Linked DNA regions of Homo sapiens: region 2 is linked to region 1. A link is a contact called in ENCODE POLR2A ChIA-PET data. All regions are on one chromosome and are shown on one strand. The core of a region is the stretch at or near the end of the contact, and the rest is flanking DNA. Distances in the headings are between cores, read along the strand shown.

Region 1 (4,508 bases), core at 1-2,500:
CTGCTCCCAGCCTAGTTGTTTGTATTTTTAGTAGAGATGGGGTTTTGCCATGGTACCCAGGCTGGGTTCAAGTGATCCACCTGCCTCAGCTTCTCAAAGTGCTGACATTACAGGTGTGAGCTTATTTTATTTTAGTTTAGAGACAAGATCTCACTCTGTCACCCAGGCCTGAGTGGCAGTGGTGGATTATAGCTCACTAAAACTGTGAATTCCTGGGCCCAAGCGATCCTCCTGCTTCAGCTTCCCAAGTAGGTATGACTACAGGTGCTCACCACCATGCCTGGCTTATTTATTTATTTATTTATTTATTGTAGAAATGAGGCCTCACATTGTCCAGGCAGGTCTTCGATGCCTAACCTCGAATGATCCTCTTCGGCCTCCCAAGCAATCCACTTTGGCCTCCCAAAGCACTGAGATTGCAGGCATCAGCCACTGTGCCTGCCAAGTCACCTTTAAATTATCCAGTGGCTTCCCATTGCACTTAAAGTCCAAAATTCCTAATGTGGCTTAAAAAGCCCATCACTCCAGCCACAGCACTCATTCCTTCTGCCATTGGCTCACTGCCCCCCAGCCACAAGCACATTCTTTCAAAGCTCTTCTCTGACTTGCAGCCTTGGACTGTGTTCTGCTTGGCTCACTCTCCTTCCTTTCCTCCTTTCAACTGGTTAACTCATGCTCAGCTTCCAGGTCTCAACTTGAAAGTCATTTCTTTAGGAGGGATTCTCTAACCCTCGCTCTAGGTCAGGGCCCCTGTTTCAAACTCTTACAGCATCCTACAGGCAGCCACTGGAACATAGGGGAAGGCACTGCAGGTGAGGGGGATGGAATGGCATTTTTTATTTTGTTTGTTTGTTTGTTTTAGAGATGGGGTCTTGTTCTGTTGCTCAGGTGGACTGGAACTCCTGGGCTCAAGGGATCCTTCCACCTCAAACTCCCGAGTAGCTGGGACTATAAGTGGCTGCTCAGCTAAAGGGAGTGTTGGTGGATTTTTAAAGGCCCTTTTCTTTTCAGTAAACACAGGCTGGCTTGGGGAAAGAGTTTCGATTTTAGCCCCTGCTTGCTTCCTCAGTTAGTCACCTTGTCTGGGATCCAAACTGCTACAGCATGAAGCAGAAGCTCTGAGGTCCCTTCATGGCACTCATCCTTCACAACACTCACCTAAATTCCATGGAATAATTACAGCTGTGACGCCTTGTGGAGCTCCAGGAGGCCAGCGCTCCTGTTTGTGACCTTGAAGCCCACAGAGCCTGGCCTTAGTAAAGGCTCCCAGAGACTGCACGCGACAATGCAGCAATATCTGGCACTACTAAGCAACCATTAGGTTACACATTCACGTGCTTTTTTTCTAGTGAGATTATAAACGTTTATTGTTCAGCCTACGCTATTATAAGATCATCTTCTTTTGATTCTGAATATGTGGTTTGTGGCCAAAAATCAGGACTCTAGCTTCCCTGAAAAATAACCTGATCCACAGGGATGGAATGTGTGATCTTGACTAGGAAACAAGAATCACAGAGCTGTAAGCCAGAAGGAATCTATAAATCATCTTCGTTTAACTTCCCCACTTTACAGGAAATCAAGAATTAGAATATTCTCATCTGCAAAATGGAAAGAATCGATACAGTGGTCTCCCATAGCCAATATTCTGAGATTCTAAGATTTGCCCCAGGTCAGTCACATGGAGAGGGACAGCCAAAGATTAGTCGGCTAACTTGAAATGTAAAACTATTTTCCCAGCACTATGTCCTAAGTAACTAATCTAAGGCAGGGAGTTGATCTGGTGAATTCCCAGGCGGATTCCCTGAGTGTGCCAAGTGCCAAAGATCAAGGAATGTGAGTTTTGGGATCATGTTACCAGTAAAATCCCATATGGCAAAAAGATGGAATAACCTCAATTTTCCATGGTTTGTTAAGATATCCTTGAGTTAATGGGGATAATATTTATACCTCATTTATGTGCCCCAGAAGCCAAACCATGTACACAAACATGCATACACTCCTCATAACTCATGTACAGATTTAATGGCATCTGAAGTTAGATAGAAAAATGGAGGAAAAATTATTAAAGAAATGCCTTGTGCTCTGCTAATGTCCGAAAAGAATGAGACCGTATGTGAGACATAAAAACTCTGATTCCATGTTCAAGAAATTGTAAAAATAATTATTTCAAATTTGAAATACCGGCTGGGCGCGGTGGCTCACGCCTGTAATCCCAACACTTTGGGGGACAGAGGAGGGCAGATCACCTGAGGTCAGGAGTTTGAGATCAACCTGGCCAACATGGAGAAACCCTGTCTCTACTAAAAATACAAAAAATTAGCTGGGTGTGGTGGCACTCATCTGTAATCCCAGCTACTCAGGAGGCTGAGGCAGGAGAATTGCTTGAACCCAGGAGGCGAAGGTTGCAGTGAGCCGAGATCGTGCCACTGCACTCTAGCCTCGGCAACAGAGCGAAACTCTGTCTCAAAAAAAAAGAAAAAAAATTGAAATACCTTCATGGTTTTTTCCTTGTTAAAATCTACTGTTAAAAATGCAAACAGTACATAAATGTTTAAGGGAAAGTCTCTTCATAATCCTGCCCTCAGAAATAGGAACTACAGATGTTAATGTGGTGGGTAACCTTCAATTGTATGCCTATATACATGTGAATTTTTAAATTTTTCACAAAAATACATTCATACCATAGATACTGTTCTGTGCCTGCTTTTGGTCTTAATGTGCTATGGAAACTTTAACATTAAGCCATATAACTTTTTTTTTTTTGAGACAGTCTTGTTCTGCCACCCAGGCTGGAGTGCAGTGGCGTGATCACAGCTCACTGCAGTCTAGACCTCCTTTCTTAGGTGATCCTCCTACCTCAACCTTCTGAGTAGCTGTGACTACAGGCCTGTGCCACCATATCCAGCTAATTTTTTTTTTTTTTTTGGTGTTTTTTGTAGAGATGGAGTTTCACCACGTTGCCCAGGCTGGTCTCAAACTCCTGGGCTTTATCCATCTGCCTCTCTCGGTCTCCCAAAGTGCTGGGATTACAGGCATGAGCCACCCTGCCCAGCCAAGATATATAACTGTTAATACATATAAAGCTACCCAGGGTGTTTTAATGGCTATAATTTGTACCCTTCTTGCATATACTATGGTTAGTTCAATCAAATAATCAATTCTGTAACCCTACATCTAAAGGGTTTTTATTTGGTTGTTTACTCTTTTGTTCTTTTTAAAATCTAATATTTAACATTATAGTGATTACTTTGATAAATATATCTTTAGTCATACGTCTGATTATTTCTCAAAATTAAATTCGTAGAAAAGTACATGCTTTTTCTTTTTCTTTTTTCTTTTCTTTTTTTTTTTTTTTTGAGACAGAGTCTCACTCTGTTGCCTAGGCTGGAGTGGAGTGCAGTAGTGTAATCTCTGCTCACTTCAACCTCCGCCTCCCAGGTTTAAGCGATTCTCCTGCCTCAGCCTCCCAAGTAGATGGGATCACAGGCATGCACCACCACACCTGGCTAATTTTTGTACTTTTAGTAGAGACGGGGTTTCGCCATGTTGGCCAGGCTGGTCTCAAACTCCTGACCTCAAGTGATCCTCTCGCCTCAGCCTCCCAAAGTCCTGGGATTACAGGTGTAAAGTTTCCATAACACATTAAGACCAAACCATTTTAACTGTTTTTGCATATTTGAATCTCTTTATTAAATGCCAATTTAAAATATTTATTTTTCTTAACGGTAATAACAGCAGTAATTAACAATCACGGCGCCCAGCTGAAAAGTACATACATTTTAAATGCGCAGTATATAAAATGTGTGTGTATGTAAGGGAGATTTAATATTTTTCTCCAAACGGTTAGCTGTAACCTAACACCATTTATTGCATAGCATAGTTTCTCTCTACTAATTAGACAATTTATGTTTATCATGTAATCAACTCTTCATGAGGCTTTTAAAAGAGAATAGAGAGCTTGAACGAAAAGCCAGAATAAGGTGATGGTTTTGGAGAGACTGGTATCACCAGCAACGTACAGGCATTAAACTTAAAAGCAGGAATGGATGGGGATGTGTTGAGAGCATCAGCCTCTTACATACTTATAGTTGTGCTGGCCTTAAGAGGCTGATTCGGGGGATTTCTATGTACAAAGTAAGGAGATGCCACTAAGCTAAAGATAACATTATTTGGATGGGAGGGATTTTACACTGAACCTGAAAGACGGTCGTGGCTTCCACGCATGCAAACTCTTTGCTTCTTTGGTCACCAATGAAGCTGGAAAAATATCACTAACCCTTAGGTAGAAAGGAGGGAAGCAAGGATTAAACTGTCAAGAAAGAATAATGGCCGTCTTTGTATCTGAGTGCCTCAATTTCCCTATATTTATATATTCTGTATATGGTTTATATCCCAATAGTCTACAATTGAGCATGTTTTCATTTATTAAAAGCCTTTCATATTTTCTTTTCCGATAACTGTGTTCATATCCTTTGCTTATTTTTCTACTGGTTTGTGTTTTCTTCATG
Region 2 (5,471 bases), core at 2,336-4,835, about 19 Mb before region 1:
TTAAGTTTTTCTTGATTTTTGGCTTTATCTCACAGCTTAATTTTCCTCTTCTTTCCCCAAACACATGGTTAAGGATGAGATTGTATGGGGTCTGTTCTCAGCTGTAACTATTAATCAATTAGAAAGCAGATAGTATTACCTTTCTTCCTTTAAAACATAGTGCTGAGTGATATGATGCCTATGAGAATAGAGGCAAAATTCACAGATAGTTTCATAGCTGATGGTGTCATTTGAACAAATAAGATAGATTGTACTGGAGGAATCATTTAATATTGCACAAATTTGGTACTAGGAAAGCAGTATTCTAAAGAACCACCAGATTGCTTGAAAAAACAAATCTCCAGTTTAAAATCAAGTTATGCCACGCCCACCCAGTACTTTGTTAAATATATAAAGTAACTTGGTTTCAGAGACCATTTTATGTCCTTGGTTTTGCTCTAGGGATTAAGTAGTGTTTTTTTTTTGTTGTTTTTTTAAACATTTCATGGGTTTGTAGATTTTTGGAAATAATTTCAGTTAATCTCAGGGCTTCCCAAACCTTGAAATGGTTAAACACCAACCACTGCTTAACTTGGTTGTTGTAAACAAAGCCCGAAATGAAACCCCTGTGTATTTGCTGCAGATTCCCAGGTGCCTCTTAAGTGTGAGGATAAGCTCAGAAAAGGCTTAATAGGTTTATTAAGTTGTCATCCATTAAAAGGTTCACATGCTCCTTGTGTGTTGCATAAGGACAGGTGTCTGCCACCTCATTGCATTTCTCACTGAGCATTGCCTAGGAGAGGGTAAGCCCTAGGATTTAGATCCCTCTCAGATGTTCAGGCAGAATAATTTTGTCAGGACAAAAGTAAGGTCACGGAACTATATGAAAATGGATTATGAATCCTAAGACATCAGCCTATTCTCCCCTATGTCTAAGAAGAATATTCCTCAGCTTATGACTGGAATGTCTTGCTAGGGGTGCTGGGTAAGTTTTGTGGAGGTCCCCACCAGCAGAAAAAAATCATTGAAGAGGAACACTTAATTCACAATGGCTGCTGATTAAAAAGAAAGCCTCAATATTCACCTATAACCCTAACATCCTTAACAGCTTAGCAGTGTGGTAACTGGCACAAACTATGGCGTCTTGGTCAAATCCAACCTCAGTGAAGGTAGTTCACATCCTAGAGATGAGCTGAATGCTGATAGCTTTGAGGACTTGTTTATTTGGGGGAAGGGAAAGAGATGGTGAGGGTAGAGATAGGAATCTGTCTGTCGTAATAGGATTTGGTCTGTGTATTAATGGAATGAACTGGCCTTTTTTGCTCTGCTTCTTTTGTCCTTGCTGAGAAGGGAGGCTGAAGTTTCCAAGAGTTATGGATGAAGTTGGAGAGTATTAGAGGAACTGTTCTCTGACCTTCTTGATGGTAATGCAAGCTGTTGGGCGAGTTTGGAGAAGAGCGCAGGGTGGTGTGAGGACGAGGGCCGTATTAACATTTTGCCTTAAAACAGGAATACACAAATTAAAGCAATAACTGCTACTCTGCTTTCTTGTTTCTGCAATCTTCTGTCATTTGACATTGTTTTTTCCAAAGCAACATGCGACCATTTTCTTCAGGATTTTCTTTTCAGTTATCATATGGGTTTGTTGTTGGATTGAGAAAAAAAAATCTGCCTCATTTGAGCAGGCCTCTCTAGATCTTTTCTTATGACTGTGTAGAGGGTACTTCCTCATTTTTCTTCCTCTCAAAGACATCAAATTCCCAAGCATTTAACTAAAATTATTATCAACTAAAAATGTTTTTTTTAAAACAGTTCTTAGAGGTAACTGTTTAGACTTAATTATTGAAATGCATGAAGGCCTTCTGCCTTGCCCCCATCCCACTCTTTTGCCTGCCTCTCTCACCAACAAAAACATGGCAGAGGAACAGTTTATTAACAATAGCCTGTTTGAAAGGGAAGCTTCAGTTTTTAGCTAATTATTTGCTAATAAAAGTTTTAAAAAAATTTTCTTTTAAAAGTTGTAAAACCTCTGTCTATATTTCAAAACCCCTCAATACCAAAAAAATACACATAAAAAGCCTGGATATTTGGTTCTGAATCATTTTCATTAATACTTGCTATATTATACTAACCAGAATTGGAATGGAATGGGATCAGACGAGATAATCCAAAGACAAATACAGCCATATGTCACACAAGGACGTTTCGGTCAACCACAGACTGCATATATGATGGTGGTCCCAAAAGATTATGATACCATATTTTTTTGTACCTTTTCTATATTTAGATGCACAGATTCTTACCATTGTATTACAGTTGCCCACGGCATTCAGTACCGTCACACGCTGTATAAGTTTGTTGCCTTGGAACAGTAGGCTATCCCATATAGCCTAGGGGTGTTGTAGGCTATTGCCATCTTGGTTTATGTGAGGACACTGATGTCTGCACAAGGATGCCCAATGATGCATTTCTCAGAATGTGTCCCCATTGTTAAGCAACACATGACTGTACTGAAGCTTTAGGTTTACTCATCTAAGTTTATTTCTAAAACAACTTTAAAAAGATAGTGTTCTGTGGTAATAACTCCTAAAACTATGGACACGAAAGTGATATTAATAATTTTCTTGGCCGGGCACGGTGGCTCACGCCTGTAATCCCAGCACTTTGGGAGGCCGAGACGGGTGGATCACAAGGTCAGGAGATCGAGACCATCCTGGCTAACATGCTGAAACCCTGTCTCTACTAAAAATACAAAAAGTTAGCCGGGTGTGGTGGCGGGCACCTGTAGTCCCAGCTACTAGGGAGGCTGAGGCAGGAGAATCACTTGAACCTGGGAGGCAGAGCTTGCAGTGAGCCTAGATCGCGCCACCGCACTCCAGCCTGGGTGAAAGAGTGAGACTCTGTCTCCAAAAAAAAAAAAATTTTTTTCTTTTATTGTTGCTTTATGTGATAATTTTGTGATAATTTATAGTTAGACCCTCATACATACACACATCCTCTGACTTGTCCATTGGAGTTTAGTTTCTATATTCATTGCCTTTTCATCACCTCTCTTAGTCCGGTTGTTTTGGTGAGCTGGCCCTTGATTTGGATATTCCAAATTACTTTTCCTAAGGTACAGATTTACTGCCAGCTACATATTTGCATCCAGCCCCAGAGCTGTTTTCATTCCTTCCTTGACGTTGAGATTTTTTTTTTTTTTAACAGGAGGACTGCAATTTATTTCACTCTACGTCTCTGGGACATTTGCCTCCCACTGTTACTACTCTCAGGCACAAAGCCTTGTAGAAGAGGTCCACAAACCTCTAACAACTAAGGGGCAGATCAGCGGTCAGACAACATGAGCTCGTTCTTTTTTTGTCTTAATGATAATAAGGAATTATTATTATTAAATTCTAACCTTGGATTTTTGTGAATTTTACATCTTCCCTTCAGCAGTTTCAATTCAGGGGCAAACTTGACTGCTTAGAACTTCCCATTTATCACAGAAGAAATCCCCTCTGAATTCCCATTAGGCAAAGTAGTATGGGCTGATGCATAGTGAGCTAGTTGTGTGCTTAGTATCAAATAGTATTCATGGTAAATGCTCAAAACTTCCCCAGAGGGGAATCACGTTAATGCAAATGTGCAAAATAAAAAGGTGTGTCTTAAATTTAAGGATGCATCCTTAATTGTGTACAGCTTCATTATTTTACAGGATTGTTTGTGGCATTTCTTACTTCAAAACCTGATTTTAAAAAATGCTTCTCTTCCCCATTTTTAGATTGCATGTTTGTTAGGCGAGTTAGGAGGTAGTAGAGTCCTCCTTAAATAACTAGGCTTTTCTTTGTGTTTTATACGCTTGCCTTGATAGTGCCAAGAATGGAGGTCGATCCAGGAGGTCTTCCCTTGAGCTGCCTGCCTGTCTTGGTCATATAACACCAAGTTGCTTGGGGGTGGGGTGGAGCAGAGAGAACTCTTTAATGGTTCCTTGTTACAGCCCTCAACAAAGATATGTCAATTCCCTTGGCTTTACAGACTATTGCCCAGAAGAAAAGATGTTTGGTTTTCACAAGCCAAAGATGTACCGAAGTATAGAGGGCTGCTGTATTTGCAGAGCTAAGTCCTCCAGTTCTCGATTCACTGACAGTAAACGCTATGAAAAGGACTTCCAGAGCTGTTTTGGGTAAGATCACCTGATGTTTGTACTATTCTTAGAGTGAAAAAATACCACAGCATACAGAAATATTTGTAAGCAAGGTGATTGGAACAATGTGCTAATAATAAAAATCACTTATTCTAATTTAGGCTGTGTAAGTCTCCTGCTTTTTAAATGAATCAAACAATGCTGACAGCCTACTTTTTTCCAGATTATGAGGAGCTACCACATTAATCGTGAAGCCCCTTAAAGTTGTAGCTAGACAAACCCTTTTGTTGTTGACTTCCTTTTGTGGTTAATTTTTAAAAAGGCTTTTAAAAAAATTACCCTTGACTGGGTGCAGTGGCTCACACCAGTAATCTGAGAGCATTTTGGGAGGCCGAGGCGGGCGGATCACGAGGTCAAGAGATCGAGACCATCCTGGCCAACATGGTGAAACCCCATCTCTACTAAAAATACAAAAATAAGCTGGGCGTGGTGGTGCACACTTGTAGTCCCAGTTACTCCAGAGGCTGAGGCAGGAGAATCACTTGAACCCAGGAGGCGGAGGTTGTAGTGAGCCGAGATCACGCCACTGCACTCCAGCCTGGCGACAGAATGAGACTCTGTCTCAAAAAAAAAAAAAAAAAAAAAAAATTACGCTTGACCGGGTGCAGTGGCTCACGCTAGTAATCCCAGCACTTTGGGAGGCTGAGGCAGGTGGGTCACTTGAGCCCAGGAGCTTGAAACCAGCCTGGGCAACATGGGGAAACCCATCTCTACAAAAAATACAAACAAAAAACTCACCAGACGTGGCGGTACATGCCTGTAGTCCTAGCTACGTCGGAGGCTGAAGTGAGAGGATCACCTGAGCCTGGGAGGTTGAGGAAATGAAGATACTAAAATAAAAATAAAATTTAAAAAGGCATGCATGGTTGGCACAGACCTTTTTGACACCTTCAGAATAGTTAAAAAGTCCAGGATTAACAATAAATGATCAACAAATGTTTTGATAAGAAAAAGTGGTGAAAGTAATTTCTAACATGGGAAATCATTCTTTTTTTCTTTTCTTTTTTAAAGAGACAATGTCTTCCTATGTTGCCTAGGCTGGAGTGCAGTAGCTATTCACAGGTGTGATCATTGTGCACCACAGCCTTGAACTTTTGGGCTCAAGTGATCCTCCCGTCTGAGCCTCTCGAGTAGCTGGGACTACAGGTGTGCACCACCTTACTCAGCAATATAATCGTTTGTTTGTTTGTTGGTTTGTTTGAGACAGAGTCTCACTCTGTCACCCAGGCAGAACTGCAGTGTCACTGTCATGGCTCACTGCAGCCTTGACCTCACTGGCCTCAGGTGAGCCTCCCACCTCTCTCTC

What was found. ChIA-PET counts read pairs that join two places held with the same protein, here RNA polymerase II (POLR2A).
Region 2: POLR2A ChIA-PET joins it to region 1 with 11 read pairs in OCI-LY7. The contact joins two enhancer-like sites. POLR2A ChIA-PET finds 5 or more read pairs at or near these places in 2 of 52 experiments (OCI-LY7 and activated B cell).

Annotation. Positions count from the first base shown.
Region 1 is chr12:12,731,578-12,736,085 of GRCh38, reverse strand. It overlaps a transcript of APOLD1 not described here. Among named protein-coding and RNA genes, the nearest start is that of CDKN1B, 16 kb to the right of the region's middle. Within about 2 kb of position 1,250, at least 3 of the 41 ENCODE cell types and tissues checked have a DNase peak (open chromatin) inside an H3K27ac peak, as active enhancers do.
Region 2 is chr12:31,296,750-31,302,220 of GRCh38, reverse strand. SINHCAF (SIN3-HDAC complex associated factor) reads left to right here. Exons shown (of 6, transcript NM_001135812.2): 2 at 3,997-4,144. The coding sequence starts at 4,017. Among named protein-coding and RNA genes, the nearest start is that of FLJ13224, 25 kb to the left of the region's middle. Within about 2 kb of position 3,585, at least 2 of the 41 ENCODE cell types and tissues checked have a DNase peak (open chromatin) inside an H3K27ac peak, as active enhancers do.